Regions from separate parts of the Mus musculus genome. Here region 1 is linked to region 2. A link is a loop called in an ENCODE intact Hi-C map of the cell type or tissue named here. Cell type or tissue: heart. All regions are shown on one strand. Links, peaks and the distances in the headings refer to the core of each region. The heading gives the core; the rest is flanking DNA. Region 1 overlaps Pla2g7 (phospholipase A2, group VII (platelet-activating factor acetylhydrolase, plasma)). Region 2 overlaps Ankrd66 (ankyrin repeat domain 66).

Evidence for each region. Peaks named below come from ENCODE experiments on the same cell type or tissue, not always from the same donor. Only the 100,000 strongest peaks of a DNase experiment are listed, where the experiment ranks them.
Region 1: a loop joins it to region 2, with 1.8 times the contacts of the local background. A loop is called at or near these places in 4 of 42 quality-filtered maps.

What each region holds. Positions count from the first base shown.
Region 1 is chr17:43,576,739-43,585,073 of GRCm38, forward strand. The region is part of intron 1 of Pla2g7 (phospholipase A2, group VII (platelet-activating factor acetylhydrolase, plasma)); the gene reads left to right. Among named protein-coding and RNA genes, the nearest start is that of 1700071M16Rik, 11 kb to the right of the region's middle. In heart, for the core only: no CTCF peak of the experiment used is centred there; a DNase peak (open chromatin) is centred at 4,523; H3K4me3 peaks cover 431 bases; H3K27ac peaks cover 2,318 bases.
Region 2 is chr17:43,531,275-43,539,609 of GRCm38, forward strand. Ankrd66 (ankyrin repeat domain 66) reads right to left here. Exons shown (of 3, transcript NM_001254953.1): 2 at 7,604-7,832; 3 at 2,900-3,828. The coding sequence ends at 3,642. Among named protein-coding and RNA genes, the nearest start is that of Ankrd66, 8.2 kb to the right of the region's middle. In heart, for the core only: no CTCF peak of the experiment used is centred there; a DNase peak (open chromatin) is centred at 3,757; H3K4me3 peaks cover 908 bases; H3K27ac peaks cover 431 bases; H3K27me3 peaks cover 539 bases.

The DNA.
Region 1 (8,335 bases), core at 28-8,027, 45 kb after region 2:
AAAAAGGCCCACAAAGTGTTTGATAAAGGTGGGACAAGAAAGTCCAATCCCAGCCTCAATCTATCCTTGTTTTAGGATTACTAGAAGGAGACCACTTAGCAGTATACAACTCCAAGCCATTATAAAAGAACCAAACACAGGTTTTCCTTTTTCTTTGTCCATGTATCTGGACAATAGGGAGTGTCTCACTTCTTCCTGTTGTGTGTATGTGTACATAATGTGTGTGTGCAGGTGTGAGGTGTTGTGTTTTATAAAAAGAGAAGAGAAGAGCCAGGGATATGTTTGGTGGAAGTGCAGTATGGTGTGGGAGAAGAGGGTGCCTTTGTGGGTCCATGCTGAAGCATCCCTTCCCCCTGAGGTACTAGTCACAGTATAGTGTAGAGTAGAGTTTATTTAGGGCATGAGGAAGGGAGTTGAAGGAGTAGAGACAGAGGAAGACAGACAGATAGACACAGAAAGAGACAGAGACACGGAGACAGAGATACAGAGACAGAGAGAAAAAGAGAAGAGGAGAGTAGAACCCAGCCATGACCATGTGGAGAGAGGGGATGATGGTGAAAGAGGGGGAAGAGGGTAAGGGAGCAAGAACAAGAGGAGAAGAGAAGAGAGCAAGAGAGCAAGAGGAGAAGGCAAGCAGCCCCTTTTATAGTGAGTCAGGCACACCTGGCTGTTGCCAGGTAACTGTGTGGCAGAGTCTAGACTAAATGCCAGCATTAGAGACACCAGCACATCGGCATATAAGCAAGTAGAGAGCAGAGGACAAGCTCAGGTGCCATTCTGTAGGAACCATACATCTTGTGTTTCGAGACAGGCCTCACGTTAGCTTAGCGCTCATTGAGGTAGGCTCAGCTGGGTGCTTGTGGGTCCCTGAGCGTCTTCTTGTCTCTTCCCTCTGTGGTTTGGGATTACAAATGTGTGCCAGGGCACCCCCCCCCACCCCTTTACATAATTCCCAGAGATCAAACTCCAGTCCTTGTGCTTGTAAGACAAGTACCCCACTGGTCGAGTGGCCTCTGCAGCACTAGTTTTTCCTCATTGAGCAAGCATGCAGTTGTTTTAGGTTTCCTAACCTCAGAACCACTAATGTTTTGGGGTATCACTATCTAGTGGGGGCCAGTCTGTGTATTGAAGATATTTAAGAGCATGCTGGGCCTCTGCCCATTTTATGTTGGCGGAAACCCCCTAACAGGATGACCAAAGGCATCTCTTGATACTTGCAAGTGTCTTTGGGGAAACACAGAATGAACCTGGTGATAGCTCCATGAGCTGTTTACGTCATCACATCCAAAGGAGAAGACTTTCACCTTCCTTGACTGGTCAGCCCAGTATTGGATCAATTTTTGAGATATTTAAAATCATCTTATTAGGCCAAACTAAGTCTGGCTATTACCTGTTCATACATCAAGTCCGGCAACATTACAAGCTCCATATTAGTTTTCTGTGGCTGCCATAGCATTTTGCCATTTAGTGGTTCATTTCACATTCCGGTTGGATGTGAAATGTCCTCCATCTTTTGAAGCTTCTTCCCCAGTCCATGTTGCTATTTTGGAAGGCCTTGGGGGCATTTGGGGGTACAGCCTAGGCCTTGGGGGCATTTGGGGGCACAGCCTAGGCCTTGGGGGCATTTGGGGGTACAGCCTAGGCCTTGGGGGCATTTGGGGGCATAGCCTAGGCCTTGGGGCATTTGGGGGCACAGCCTAGGCCTTGGGGCATTTGGGGGTACAGCCTAGGCCTTGGGGCATTTGGGGGCACAGCCTAGACCTTGGAGATTTGGGGGTACAACCTAGGCCTTGGGGCATTTGGGGGCACAGCCTAGGCCTTGGGGCATTTGGGGGCAGAACCTAGGCCTTGGGGCATTTAGGGACAGAGCCTAGGCCTTGGGGCATTTGGGGGCACAGCCTAGGCCTTGAGGTATTTGGGGGCACAGCCTAGGCCTTGGGGTATTTGGGGGCACAGCTAGCTGGAAGGATTGGATCACAAGGGGTGGGTTTTGAAGCTTCCACCTTTTTGTCTCACATCTGACTTCCTGGTTCACCATCATAGAAGCAGCCGCTTCTTCCTCTTCTTCTGCCTCTTTCTTCTCCTCCTCTTCTCCTTCCTCCTCTTCTATTACATACACTGTTTTGTCTGAAATCAGAGATTAATCTCTTAATTCTCTGCTGCTATAACTTTCACTTAAAGATAAACATTCGCTAGTCATAAATGTTCGAATCCTCTTAAAATTAATTCTTGTGATCAAAGCAACATATTTTATTATAAAAATCATCCATAACTGGAAAAACACAGATGAGTTCATTATCCTGCTTCAGTTTTTAAAACAAAGTTGGAGGTCATTAAGAAACAGATTTATGGACTTGATGAAAGTGAGGGAGAGGGCGAGGGAGATAGAGATAGAGGTGGTAGAGAAGTGTGTGTGTGTATGATCAGAATACATGGAATCAAATTCTTAAAGAATTGATAAAATCATTATTTATAAAGGAAATGGGTTTTTGCTTGTTTGTTTTTGTTTTTGCTTGTTTGTTTTTGTTTTTGCTTGTTTATTTTTGTTTTTGCTTGTTTGTTTTTATTCATTTCTTGTTTTGGTTTGTTTTGGTTTTCAAATCAAGACTCCTTTATGTAGCCCTGGCTATCCTATAACTTCCTCTGTAGACCAGGCTGGCCTCGAACTCACAGAGGGCTCTGCCTCCTGAGTGCTGGGACCTTCCCGCTATAAAGGAATTGCTTTAATAGAGATTTAAGTGTGGGCATTAAGAGAAAGGTAGAGGAAGTCAGGGGTGAAGCAGGAACTTTCAAGACAGAGTGTTGCCTTTTCAAGAGAGAGCCTGGCCTTGTACTGCTTTCTCAATATTAACTTTTACATGACAGTTTTATAGTTTTCGATTGAAACTGGCCTATGACATTAATGACAGTTTCTAAGAACTATCTTTAAAATGTGTTAAATAAAATCCTGTTCATAGTGCGTCCTGGTTGTGGGTGCACATATGTTCCCATGTGTGCTGGCTTTTGTAGGATTGAACATACGTCTTACTGTTCTGAGATTCTTGTTTATTTGATTGGTTGAACTTTTGTTGATGCTTTTTAGATCAGAATCTTCCTCTATACTGCAAGCAAACCTTGAACTAAAGTCCTTCCTCCCCCAGCCTCTCCAGTGCTGGGCTTGTGGAAGTCCCCACACTCAGCTGAAATTATAGATTCAAAGTTCCCCTCCCATCTTTGAGATGTTACACTAATCCTACAAATGTAATTAAAAGGTCAGTGGAAGAAAGGAACACCTTAAGGCTTGAAAATTGACATTTTTGTTAGTGGGAGAAGTGGGGGGAGAAGAAGAAAAGGAATGGAGAAGGAGGGAAGGCAAGAGAGAAAGATAGGGAAGGGTGTGTGTTTATGTGTGTGTGTGTGGTGTGTGTATGTGTTAATGTTTGTGTGTGTGTGTGTGTATGGATTTGTGTTCGGGTTTGTGTGTGTGTGTGTGTGTGTGTGTGTGTACTCTTATCGACTGTGTAATAACAACAGCCCCCCAAATTGCTTATTTTAAATGTACTACATAAGCTTACTAGCATGGCTGACTTTATTTTGCAAACTTTCCTGTTTCGAAGTCACAGGAGACGCTGTGCCTTGGCTTTGATTTACCAGTTGCTGCCATGTGCCTAGTTTCATCTTTCTCAGAGAACAGGTTGCAAAATGAAAACAGACCTTTTTGTAGTCTCTAGTTCTAAGACAATGTCTAAAGTGACCACCTGACTTAAGTTTCTACTTCTGAAGTGCAAACTTATTTTTAGCCAATTCTTATCGGCAGGCTGAGCTTGAAGAGACTTTGAACATTACAGTCTCCTAGGAAGGGTTCTACTGTGATCCCCTTTTTTAAAAAGCCTCGGGGGCTGTGGCTGTCTCCCACACAGTTTAGTGACCCTTAGAAGCAAGCAGCCTAGGGAAGTAAGGACATCTGGATGTTTGTATCAGTGCTTTGTTCAGAAAAGCAGGAAGTTCTGTTTCATCTGTGCAACCTGGAAAATTGGGGTCAAGCTTATTTAAAATGTGTAATCTTTTCAAAAGGATTGCGCAGCTCCTTAGGGTAAAGTCCCTTGAACAAGAAAACAGCTGTCAGACAAAACAAGACAGACAAATGAATCAGAAGCCAGAGGAATGTGTTGTCTCCCCAAGCCCCCAACTGCCCCCCTAGGTACATAGAATATCATGATATTTTAAAACATAAAGCTTACTAGCCTCGAGCAGGCGAGTAGACCAGAAAAGATGTCTTTATGATAGCGGAGCTGAAACCCAAAGCCGTGCAGATACACAGCCAAGTACCTTCCCACAGAGCTGTAGCCTCCGCTTGATTTAAGTGTGCTGAAGCAGCAGAAATCAATGCAAAGTAAAAGCACGGACTGAGACTAGCTTGGAAGGGCTGGAGAGGCCCTGGCGAAGCTGCAGTTAATGACAGACAGCTCAAGATCCCCGGACATCCGGCACAGGGCTGATGAGAGAGGAGTGATGATACAGGAAGTCTGCTACCGGAGAAGACTGGGAGGGAGGGTCACATGAGAACTATGGCTCTGATATCTCCTGTTCCTTAGAGGATAATGTTTTCATTTGCAAGGGATGGGGAGTCACGTGGAAAGAAGGGTGTGAGCATTGTTAGACAGGAAGAACTAAGCTAGTGAGTCTGGAAGGCTGCCTTGAGCTCCCTATGATATAGACTGAGTCTGGAGCAAGGTGTACCCAGAGGAGAGGCTGAGAAGGCTACCCCTCTTTCTATTCTCTATTCCGTATCCCCTAAGGCCCGTGCGTGTGCACATACTGATGGACTAAAGGCACGGACACGATTCTGCGGGGCAGAAGTCATTCCTGTGTTAGCTCAGCAGATACGTGTGCTACACCCGGTGGTTGAAAAGGCCTTGCTACCAAGTGCGCTCAAAACAAGTCCAACAGTTTCTTGCCGTTTTTTTGTTTCCTTCCATCGTGTTTAGCGTTCCTGTAGAAGCCAGCACTATAATTAGTACTCAGAGCATCACAGGTCGAGGGTGCTGAGTTCGTGAGATGGGTGATATGCACCATCTTGAAGAGACGCTCACACCACGCGAGAAGAATCGGTAGAGGACACGCTCCACTGTGCACTGTGGGCAGTAAGGCAGGGGCTCTGACTAGAGAAACTAGGAAAAGGATCTTGAAGGAAAAGCACCAACCTCACTGACTGGGAAGTATGTTGGAAGTAAATGTGAAATGCACATGTTACACGGTGGATGCTTCATTGATGAAGTCATACATCTTTGTGAACCTAAAACCCAAACCAAAACAGAGTCTTCCTCAGAACGTCAGCTAAAACCGTATTCGTGCTTAGCAAAAGGGCTTACGGTTTACCTTTCCTTCCCCTGCTCCGAGTTTGTAAAGGAGGGGGGTAGGAGGGGGAGGGGGAGGGGGAGAGGGATGTAGCACAGGCTGCTCGTGAGAACTTAACCTTGAACTTCCAATCTTCCTGAATTTACCTCCCAGATGTTGGAATGACAAGTATGTGCCGCTATGCCTGCATGTTATTGGTTGTCTTTGTCAGTTTATGTAAGATATCATTCTGTAGTGTAGGCTAGTTTGGAACTCACTAAATAGTCTTGAACTTGTTTTTTTTTTTTTTTTTTTTTTTTTTTTTGAGACAGGGTTTCTCTGTATAGCCCTGGCTGTCCTGGAACTCACTTTGTAGACCAGGCTGGCCTTGAACTCAGAAATCCACCTGCCTCTGCCTCCCGAGTGCTGGGATTAAAGGCGTGCGCCACCACGCCCGGCATAGTCTTGAACTTGTGGCAGGCTTCCTGCCTCAGCCTCCTGAGTGCTGGCCATGGTAAGCGTGTGTACAGCTTGTTATTTTCCTGATAGTTTTCAACCCTTTTCTTTTCCCACTGTGTATTTTCATCTCCTTTCCCATGACAGCTTGGTACCCTTGCCTATCTTGGTCTTGGTTTTGTTCCTGATATTGCCTGCTGTGTTTCAGATGGGGACAGTTTTACTTCCCAGGGACACTCTTCTTTGTTTGTTACCACTTGCCAACAGGCAGGGAATACAAAGTACAATTTAAAAGAAAAAGAAAGCCAGCCATTATCCTATCCCTTAAAGGAGATTGCTGAAGACAATCTGGGATTCTGTTTATGTGGCTTGTTTCCTCCTTATTTATGTAGAAACTATATATTTTAAGTAGAAACAAGATCGTGCCACATTAGTAGTATTTTTAACATTTGAACCAGAGTTGTAGGCTTATTTCTCTGGCTCTAAAGCCTGCCACTCATGTGACCCAGGCAGAAGGCATCAGTGCCTGTGACCTTGTGATGTAAGAAACAGAGACTACGTGACTTGTGAGGGCTGGCAGTGCTGTGCACAGTGGGTATTGAGTAGAGGAGAGTCATTTATATCTCATATTACATTTTTAAACTTTCATAACCACTCAAATTTGTGATTTCAGAAGTCTAAATGGAAGGCAAAATACTTCCTTGCAGGTGGAGCTCCGCTCTAATAGGAAAACATAACAAACAGGAACCAGCAGGTCGGGATACCAGAAAGCCGAGTGTGTCTCTACTCAGGACGCCTGTGCTGTGTTAACCAGAGCACTTGTTTACCTTTGCAGAAGCAGGTGACAGGCTTCATCAAGTCTCTTCCTGATCTGTAGGGCTCTTGTTGAAGTTTTGTATTGTTTTTAAATCGTGTGTGTGTGTGTGTGTGTGTGTGTGTGTGTGTGTGTGTGTGTGAGTTCATTTATAGGTGTGCTTATGTGGACATGGGTGTGTGGAGATCAGAGGGCAATCTTGGGTGTGGCTCCTCACCTTCCATTTGGGTTGAGAAGGGGCCTCTTGTTCACCTCTGCCTTTCTTTACTAGGCTGGCTGGCCTTTCAGGGACGTCCATGTCTGCCCCAATTAGGTTGTAAGAGGGCTGAGGTTACACTCACAGTATCAAGTCCAGCTTGTGGGGATTTGAACTCAGACCCCCACACTTGCACAGCAGGATTTTACCCACTGAGTCATCTTCTGAGGCCCTTCTTAGGGGTGTGTGTCTGTGACAACTGTAATCCTAGCACTCAGAAGGCAAAGTCAGGAGTCCAAGGTTATCTTTTGTCACACAGTAGACTTCCGCGCCAGCCTAGGCTACATGAGACTCTTTCTTATCCCCTCTTCACCCCCCGCCTTCAAAAGGGGCAAAAGTGGGCTGGTGAGATGGCTCAGTGGGTAAGAGCACCCGACTGCTCTTCCGAAGGTCCGGAGTTCAAATCCCAGCAACCATATGGTGGCTCACAACCATCTGTAACAAGATCTGACGCCCTTTTATGGAGTGTTTGAAGACAGCTACAGTGTACTTACATATAATAAATAAATAAATCTTTTAAAGAAAGGGGGGGCAAAAGTAAAAACTGTGTCAAGGCATTCTCATTTCTTTAGCCCTTTGACACAAGAGCACAGGCCAGTTTCAGAAAGAAGCTGAGGTTTAGCCCCAACAGGATTTCGGGGCTGCCTCACCATCACCTCTGTGTGTCCCCAACAGGGAATCTTGTGCTTTGTAACAGAACAGCTGTCCCTTGTTCCTTTCAACTGTAACAAGAGCAGCAGCATGCCAAGAACAGACCTGCCTGCTCTGCAGTCTTGTCCCTTCCTCCAGCGGCATGCTTTCCGAAGTGTACCTTCGCCACTCCCACACACGCACTAAAGCTGCAGCAGGGGTGTCAAGGGAGCGTCTGAGCCCCCCAAGAACAGTGTGGAGAGTAGACAGCTACCCCTTCACTCCTGTCTGAAGAGCGGCAGCCAGGGTCGCTGGGGCAGTCAGAGTGGATTACTGGGTAGGATCTGATTGATGGGACATTAAATTCCTCTTTGCCATTCACAACCCTGCAAACCTAGAACTCGGGAGACTAAGGAGCAATACAAGGCCAGTCACTGTGGCACAGTCTCAAAAAATATCTCTTAAATTTCTTTCCCCACTGGCAGGAGATTCTTTCCTTTGGAGAAAATTTCTGGTGGCTTTAGTGTAATAACTTCAAGTGTCTAGGCTAAGATTAGTGTGTGTGTGTGTGTGTGTGTGTGTGTGTGTGTGTGTACATGCTTGTAGGTGTTTGTACACATGTATGTGGAAGTCAGAAGTAGACCTTAGGTGTTTACTACTACCGTTGCCAACATTTTCCCCCTTGAGACAGCTTTCCACAAGCCCAGCATTCACTGTTCGGCTAGGCTGACTGGTCAGCCAGCGCTAGGAATCCACTTCCTGTCTTGGCTCCATCTCTCCAGTGCGACAGTTACAGGGTCCGTTTTACTTCTAAATACGATGAAAACACTCTGGGTAGGAAAGTGTTTAGCAGGCTTACACAC
Region 2 (8,335 bases), core at 202-8,201:
ACACAATCTGCACTGGTTGACGAAAGTCCCCAGTACTGCAGACATAGCTGAGAGTTCTACATCTGGATCAGCAAGCAACAGGAAGAGTGAAACACTGGGCCTGGCTTGAGCAAAGCCCACTTCCTGTGACTCACTTCCTCCAACAAGTACATGCCTCCAATCATGTGACTCCCTATGAGTCTAAGAGAGCCATTTTCATTCAAAGCACCACAACTATCTTGAGACCTTTGCCTCAGTGAATAACATAGAAACGCGATGGGAGATGATGTGATGATGTCTGAAATCAACCTTGGTCCTACACAGGCACATGCACCCAGATATCGGTGTGTCCACCCACATGCACATATGCACCAAAGCACACATGCCCACCATATACACAGGTGTGAAAATGGAAAAGGGGAAAAATAGAAAAACCATGCATGATCAAAGGAAGATTTGCATATAATTGGGTTGTTGACCCAAATGGGCCATAACAACTATGCCTTGGGAGATGGACGTACACAAAGTACTCTGTCCTCTTGGTGACTTGAAAGTTGATCTGAATCAGGAACCAACAGGTTTGTGTTACAGTGGTCATTCTTCACCCCAAGAATCATAGGGATCAAAGGGTATCATTGAAGAAGTATTGTTAAGTCTTTCTAATACACTCTATAACATGACAATGAATACCTAGAGAATGCCACATTCTGGGATCAGTGCTTTTATCAAAAAGGCCTCTCAATTAGTTTTCTATAGTTGAAATAACAAAACACTACCTACAAGACACTTGTGTTAGTTATGTTTCTATTTCTGTGACAATACACCCTGGCCAAGGCAACTTACAGAAGGGAAAGGTCTTAGGCTTAGGCTCATGGTACCAAGTAGAGTCAATGATGGTAGAATGAAAGCATGGCTGTCGAAGCAGGAAGCTGAGACTTCACATCTTGAACCACAAGTAGGAAACAGAGAGAGTGCACTGGGGATAGTGCAAGCTTTTTAACTCTCAAAGCCCGCTCTCAGTGATGTACTTCCTCTAGCAAGGCCACACCTCCCATGCCTTGCCAAACAGGGCCACTAAATGAAGACCATGTATCCACATGCCTGAGGGTGTGATGGAAATTCATACTCAAACTACCACAGCACAGCATAGTTCATAGGTCCAAATTCATGGTATTACCAACACTTTTGAGGGTTACTTGATGGTTAACCTTCATTGTCAACTTGATGGGATTTAGAATCATCAAGGAGATGCACCTTTATGTGCGCCTGTGAGGGTGTCTCCAGAGATGTTTAATTTATGGAGTCTCACTCTGAATGTGTGTGGGAAAACTCCATAGACTGTAGTTCTATATCAAACAAAAAGGAGAAAACGTGGAGTAGAGGTTCTCTGAATGCCTCCCCCAGAAGATAGGGGTTATTAACAGAAAGATTCATTGTCAGACATAGACTAGTTCCCTTTGAGTTTTTGGTCAGTAAGCCCCACAGGTTCCTGGCGTAACACAGGCTATTAATAGACTTTGCTCTTGGTTGTCCATCATAGCTAGATGGTAAGACCCTATTGCTGAGTACATAAGATGTACAGAAATCAGGCTGGAACTAACTTGGAGTTTTCTCCCTATTGGCTACCTTTAACAGAGCCGGCAGGAGCTATAGTAGCTGCGGAGGGGGAAAAAAGTCATCAACGGACTTACCCAGCGGTAGACCCTGCATGCTAACATACTGACCTGCCAGGGGCTGGTGCCATAGTGATGTGATTATTATAGGAAGAACCAATTGCTTTCTGATTTGATTTGAGGCTTGCTCCAAAGGAAGGAATTCTTGCCTGGCACTACAAACCTGGTCGAAAGCCCACAGCTAAGCAGGTCATAGGCCTTAGTGGGTGACCTGCTACTGTTGTTTTGCTAAATGGACATGTTGCTCTCAACTTTGATTAGAGAAGCACACAATGGACAGACATCAATGTAGAGACTCACAATGGGCCAAAGTGGTGAAAAGAAATGACTGTTAAGTGCTTAGCCCTGAAAGAGAAGTTTATATCAAAGTACACACACACACACACACACACACACCACTCAGGGAATATCATAGAAGAGGAAGCAGAAAATATGTAAGAACAAAGCATCGGAAGAAATGCCACTAAAGTTCTGTCTGCAAGATACTCTGGCCATTAAACCATGAATCCATAGCAACTATGATTATCTGTACAAGACTGGTCCATGATCAAGCCAGCCAGTGTTCCATCACAAATGGGAGAGGGGCCCATGAGGCTCCCCCTCCTAGCTGTGGAGTCATTACCTGGGCTGCTGGGATTGGGAGGGGATGTTTTTCTTCAGAGATGGAAACACTAGGAAAGTTTTCTATAGCTATACCACTTTCCTGTAAAGGATTGAAGATTTTTTTGTCTTAAGTTTGAAAATTTCAAAACACACATGGTCCAAATCAACAGATAATTAATTATTAGTATGCAATAAAGATAGCAGTATCTAAGGCTATTGATTCAAGCAGAGAAACTAATTGATCAAAAAGACAGTAGAGCAGGCCATTAATCATCTACTGGAGGCTTCAAATGTCAGAATTGTATAGCAGAGTCAACAGCAATTAGATGTAAGCCGCATAGGGACATTCTAGCAGGCATAAGCTTTTAAAAGTAGAGTCAGTGAGACGACTCAGTGGGTGAGGGCCTTCACCACCAAGCCTGACCAATGAGTTTGATTCCCAGGACCCAGATGGTGGAAAAAGAACTGACTCTCACAAGTTGTTCTCTGACGCACACACAAGCACACACACACACACACACACACACACACACACAAAATGTGGCATGTTCATATGCCTCCCCCAGTTATTCAGTGTGATATATGTAAATATAACACCCTACAAGATCTTCTCATACTTAAAAGGAAATAAAAATAAAAAGTAGAAAGTACTAAAATTGGTTTTAATAGTATATTATACTGAGCTCTAAAACATCTGTCATATTTCAGCAAATCAATATTAAAAGTAGTGAGTAAGACATTTAACATATACCCGTGGAGTCTTCAAAGCTTCAATATATATTTTTAATGTCTCAATTTAGGTGCTATATTTTTCTTGTAACATCTCATCCAACTTTCGTAAAATCTATCATTGAAAAACTTGAGCACCAAGCCCACACACACTTCACCATTTTCTGCCGATGCTCGTTGATGCGTGGAGCAGATTTCCTTCCAGCCAGGCCTTTCTTTTTGTTGCCTCTCATTGAGTGGCAGCATTGTCCAGGCCATTGCTCCTCGCTGGATGTGATCATGGGTAAAGTCCTCAGGGCTGGGACTGTGGGCTCTCAAAAATCAACTTAATCAGGAGAGCTCTTACTTTGATCTTGATCAGCTGTGCCAGTGTGTGTTGGTGGGCTGACAGGCAGGGCATGTTAACACTGCAAACCACAAAAGCAAAATGCAAGCAGTTGTCTGTCCCCTAAGTGTCCCCTCCGGGTCACTCCTCTGGGCATCTGATTTTATCAAGGCGACAGCGGCTCCTATAGAGAACACTCTGGCAAGACTTTCAGACTAAAGGACTGGCTGGGGCTTTCTGTAAAACCTTGAGGAAGAGTGGTTGAGTCAACTCCTGTGAAGACAGCTGAGTATTCCAGCTGGCTCCAGTCTGAGCCCTGGGGCTACGCCTTCTCATACTCTCCAGGGGTGGGCATGGTTAAACCGGGTGGAACCTCGGATTCTCTTCTTCTTTTTGTTGCTGTTTTGATCCGGAGCTGGAAGCGACAGTTCTAGTTCCCTTCTCTTGAGGTCCCAATCTGGATCCCGCTCGTCAAGCAACAGCCCTCTCTGGCGGTGGTCCCTGCATTCCGGTTCTGCTCTGCAAAGAAAGCGCAGCAGGCGAGGGCGGGAGGAGGAGCCTGGCCAGGATTGGCCGGGACCTCTCTTCCCGAGGGCCACACACAGCGCAGGCTGTTCACAGTTTAATTGAGAAGGAAGGAGTTCACACAGGTCCAAGAGCACACTTTAGATTCTAAAGATTAGAAGTTCTCTGATATCAGAGAAACTACCTGAAGACAGGAAAAGCTAGCATGTGGCCATGGGGCACCTGGGTGTGATGAATCTCAGACTCAAAGACAACTGGAAGGAGGGGTTGTTCATTCTTAAAATGCTCAAATTTCCAGAACAATCTTCATGTTATAAGGAAGAAATGATGTTGCATTTTTTTATTCTCCTGATTATAAAAGGAACACATGTACATTCTTAAACATTTTAAAGTATAGCCAGGTAAGTGTGCAAATCCAGGACCTAGGAGAGTTTGCTGCAGGTTCAAGGCCCGCCTCTGATATATAGTGAGCTCCGGCTAGCCTGGGCTACAGAGAGGAAACCTTGTCTCAATCAATCAATGAATCAAATAAATTTAAAGTGCCGAAGCATGAGGAAGACAATGCTAATTGAATGCATTGTATGTATAAGTAAATTAGTTAGGAATAGCCTAGGGGCTCACCTCCTCACAATGTAAACTGTGAAGATGGCCTCTGATCTCCTTGCCTAGAGTAGTTACAAAACCTCTAGCCCCACTACAGGACACCCACGGCCGCATCTTGTATCCTATGAGCAACTTTACTGGACTGCCTGTTTCAGCTCATCCATCCTATGATGAGTTCATTGTTGGCTTCTTCCCCCACTACGTTCCCCCACCTGACCGATTTAGGCTGTGATCACCTGATTGGCCAGGGCCTTCATGCTTGCACACTCCCTCCACGTCTTCTCTCGAACACCATACCTATGCACACTTTCAACGCGGTAGCTATACCCTCATCAATGGGTTTTCTCTCTCGTCCATCTGATGGCTCTTTGCACAACCACAATAATTACACCTTCATCCATAAATCATCCCTCTGAATTCTCTAATATCAGAAGGAAAAGAGTTCCTGGTGGGAGGTGGCAAGTAGATGTGAATTCACAGGGAATGCAGCTGACTAAAGTTTCCGTCTGCTTAGCATTGTCTGCCCACTTTCCCTGACAGTACCCACTCTGTTAGTTATGCTCAGGCCAAATGTCACGTGCCTCAATGAGGAAGGGTTAAGATTAATGGGTGTCATGGGCAGGGGTGGGTGCGGGGATGGGGTAGGGATCAATAGAAAGCCAAGGACAAGACTGGAATTTCAGCATTTGAAAGGCTCACAAGGATAAATACTGAGGAACTGGGCAAGGGGTACCTGCTTGTAATCCTAGCACTTGGGAGACTGAGGTAGAGGGATCATGAATTGAAGGCCAAGTTGGGTTATATAGTGAGACCCTTAGAGAGAGAAAGAGAGAGAGAGGAGAGAGAGAGAGAGAGAGAGAGAGAGAGAGAGAGAGAAGAAAGGAAGGAAAGAAGGAAGGGAGTGAGGGGGAAGGGAAAGAAGAGAAATACTTACAGATTAACTGGCCTTGCATTGAGAAGGGAGCATTGTGCTAGCAACAGGAAGTTTGATTATTCATATGAGAACTGAGTCAGTACAAAGATGGAGAAAAGTTAGCCAGAGATGAGGAAAGAGAAACAGTTCTGTAGATTATCTCCTGAGTAGCCTAGGGGAGAAGAGAAGTGTGCAAGCGTGTGTGTGTGTGTGTGTGTGTGTGTGTGTGTGTGTGTGTGTGGGCACGCATGCATTGTTTAGCTCTTTGTTTATTTCTTTAATAAGATCTATTTGAACATGTTCACAGGCCAATAAAAGGAGTGGGAAGAAGAGAACAGAAACAGTGAACAAGACAGTAGGAAGCGAGGACTAAGCAAGAGTGGGAAGAAGAGAACAGAAACAGTGAACAAGACAGTAGGAAGCGAGGACTAAGCAAGAGTGGGAAGAAGAGAACAGAAACAGTGAACAAGACAGTAGGAAGCGAGGACTAAGCAAGAACACAGGGGTGGCTTTCTTGCGGGAGACATGAAGGACCTACGTGGAGGAACACCATGACACAGATAGGAAGGGAAGGGGAGGGTGAACTTGTGTGGGGCTTGGTAGGATCTGGAAGTATGGGGGCTAAGAAGTGTGTCCATCCTTTCATGACTTCAGATAAGAAGGAAGATTTAATCCACTCTGGAGGCTTAGCTAGAAGTAGACATCCCTTGTTCCCAGACAACTCATCTGCTTACTTCTGAAGTTTTCTTTAGCCAGCCAAGCCCAGGAACAGAGAGTGTAGAAATGCCAGGTCCCAAAGAAACTCGGGACAGACGGCAGGCTGTGGTACCTATTCATATACCAAAGCACCAGCTGGCCCTAGGCTCTCTCAGCATTGCCAATGCCTGTTAAAGGATCCATGCTAGCATCCTGGCTAGTCTCACCTCTCCTCACCCTGCCCCATACTCTAACTTCTCCTGCTCATGGCCATCCAGTTTATTCCTATAAAACCCTGACATTTAGACCATGAGCTCTCTTGGCTCATACTTGGCTCTTAGTCCTCCTGGCCCTCTGTCTTCTTTGCTTTCTCTCTCTTCTCTTCCTCTCTTGCTCTCCTCTCATGGCCTAACCCATTATAACTGGTCATGTTTAATGTCCTCAGCCATACTTTGGAACAGTCATGATCCATTTCTAAAGCAGGGTCTCTTGAGTTACTTCTATGGCTAGCCAATCACATCCCAGGCAATGGTTTTACTAGTTTAACTTTTTGGGAGGATGGCAGCACCAAAGATTGAAGCCATGGCCTCACAGGGGCTAAGCATGTATTCTACCCTTCCACCACATTCTCCTGTATCTTGTTTGTTTGTTTGTTTGTTTGAGACAGGATTTCTCTGTGTATTACTGGCCATCCTGGAACTCACTCTGTAGACCAGGCTGAACCCAAACTCAGAGATCTGCTTGCCTCTGCCTCCTCAGTGCTGGGATTAAAGGCGTGCGCCACCACCGCCTGCCCAGTTTCATTTTAGTGTTTCTTTCAGTCTCACTAATTTGCCCAGGCTGTCCTCAAACTCACTCTGTATCCTAGAGAGTCCTGGCCTTGCATTTACAATCTATCTTGGTCGGCCTCTTAAGCAGCTGGTACTGTAGGCTTAAACCGCAATCCTGGGTGAGTTGAACATTCTGACAATAACTCTATTTTGAAGTTCATATAAGGCAGCCCACTGTCTCTGTCCTCCACCATAAGCTGGAATTGCTTCCAGGTTTTCTGTCTCTCTCATCTTCCTTTCCAAACAACAAAATTCAGACCAGGCTGTTCATCTTTTTCTTGTATGAACCACTTCTTAACCCAACTAAATTATGAATTCATAAATTTTATTTCTATTCTTCCCAAGGCTATAACTGCAGAGAGCAGACTTTGTACTTAATTATAATCAACTGCCAGTCTGAGCTATATGTTGGGTTGGAGAGATGGCTCAGTGGTTAAGAGCACTGACTGCTCATCCAGAGGTCTGGAGTTCAATTCCCAGTGACCACATGGTGGCTCACAACCATCTGTAATGGGATCTGATGTTTCCAAAGACAGTGACAGTGTACTCACATACATAAAATAAATAAATCTTTAAAAAGAGACCATAGGGTCACAGCATTAGGAAGGTTGGAAACCACTGGGTTAGGGTTGTTTGTTTGTTTCGCTTTCATTTACCTGGGATTGGTCAATTGACAAAACCCCTGATTACAGGCTCCTTCCTTTAGCTGGGACTACACAGTACTTACATCTCCAGGAAGTCCACACAGTCTTTCTGACCATAGATCTGTGCAATCCTCTTGGGTGTGTCTCCAAAGAAGTCAGCAGCATCAATGGCAGAGGGAAGTGCATGCAGAGCTTTGAGTACATTCAGATGGCCTGACTCAGCTGCAAAATGAGCTGCCGTCCAGCCCACATCCGTTACCAAGCAGGGTCTGGCTCCATATTGTATCAGGAGATGGATCACCTCCATTTGTCCTTAGATATACCATGGAGAAAGAAGGCAAAGTTAAGTTTAAAATGTCCTCAGTGGCCTGAGACCAGAAGCAGCCTAAGGAGCGTGGAAGCAGGAGGAAACTAGCTTTTGCAACACCACTGCCTCGTTCTCATCATCCCTCTCCCTTCTCACTCTTCTTCCTGGGAGGCAGCACCCCATCCTTATTCCAAGGAGACCCCAAGCTCTGTATGAACTCCCTGTATTCTTTCTAGAACAGCCTCCTTTCTGTCCACCATCCCAGCTCTTGCTCAAGTTCCTCCCACCTACACGAGCAATCCTTGCAGATTTTGCAATGGCCATAGATTCTTTGTTTGCTTGTTTGTTTGTTTGTTTTAGTTATTTATTTTGTAGAATTTGGGATTAAAGCTAGGGGCCTACATGCCCTATGCATAGTTTCTAATACTGAGTTATATTCCTTAATCACATTACTTTTTTTGTGAGAGAGGATCCAGTTTGAGTTTTGAAGATTGGCTTTAAACTTATT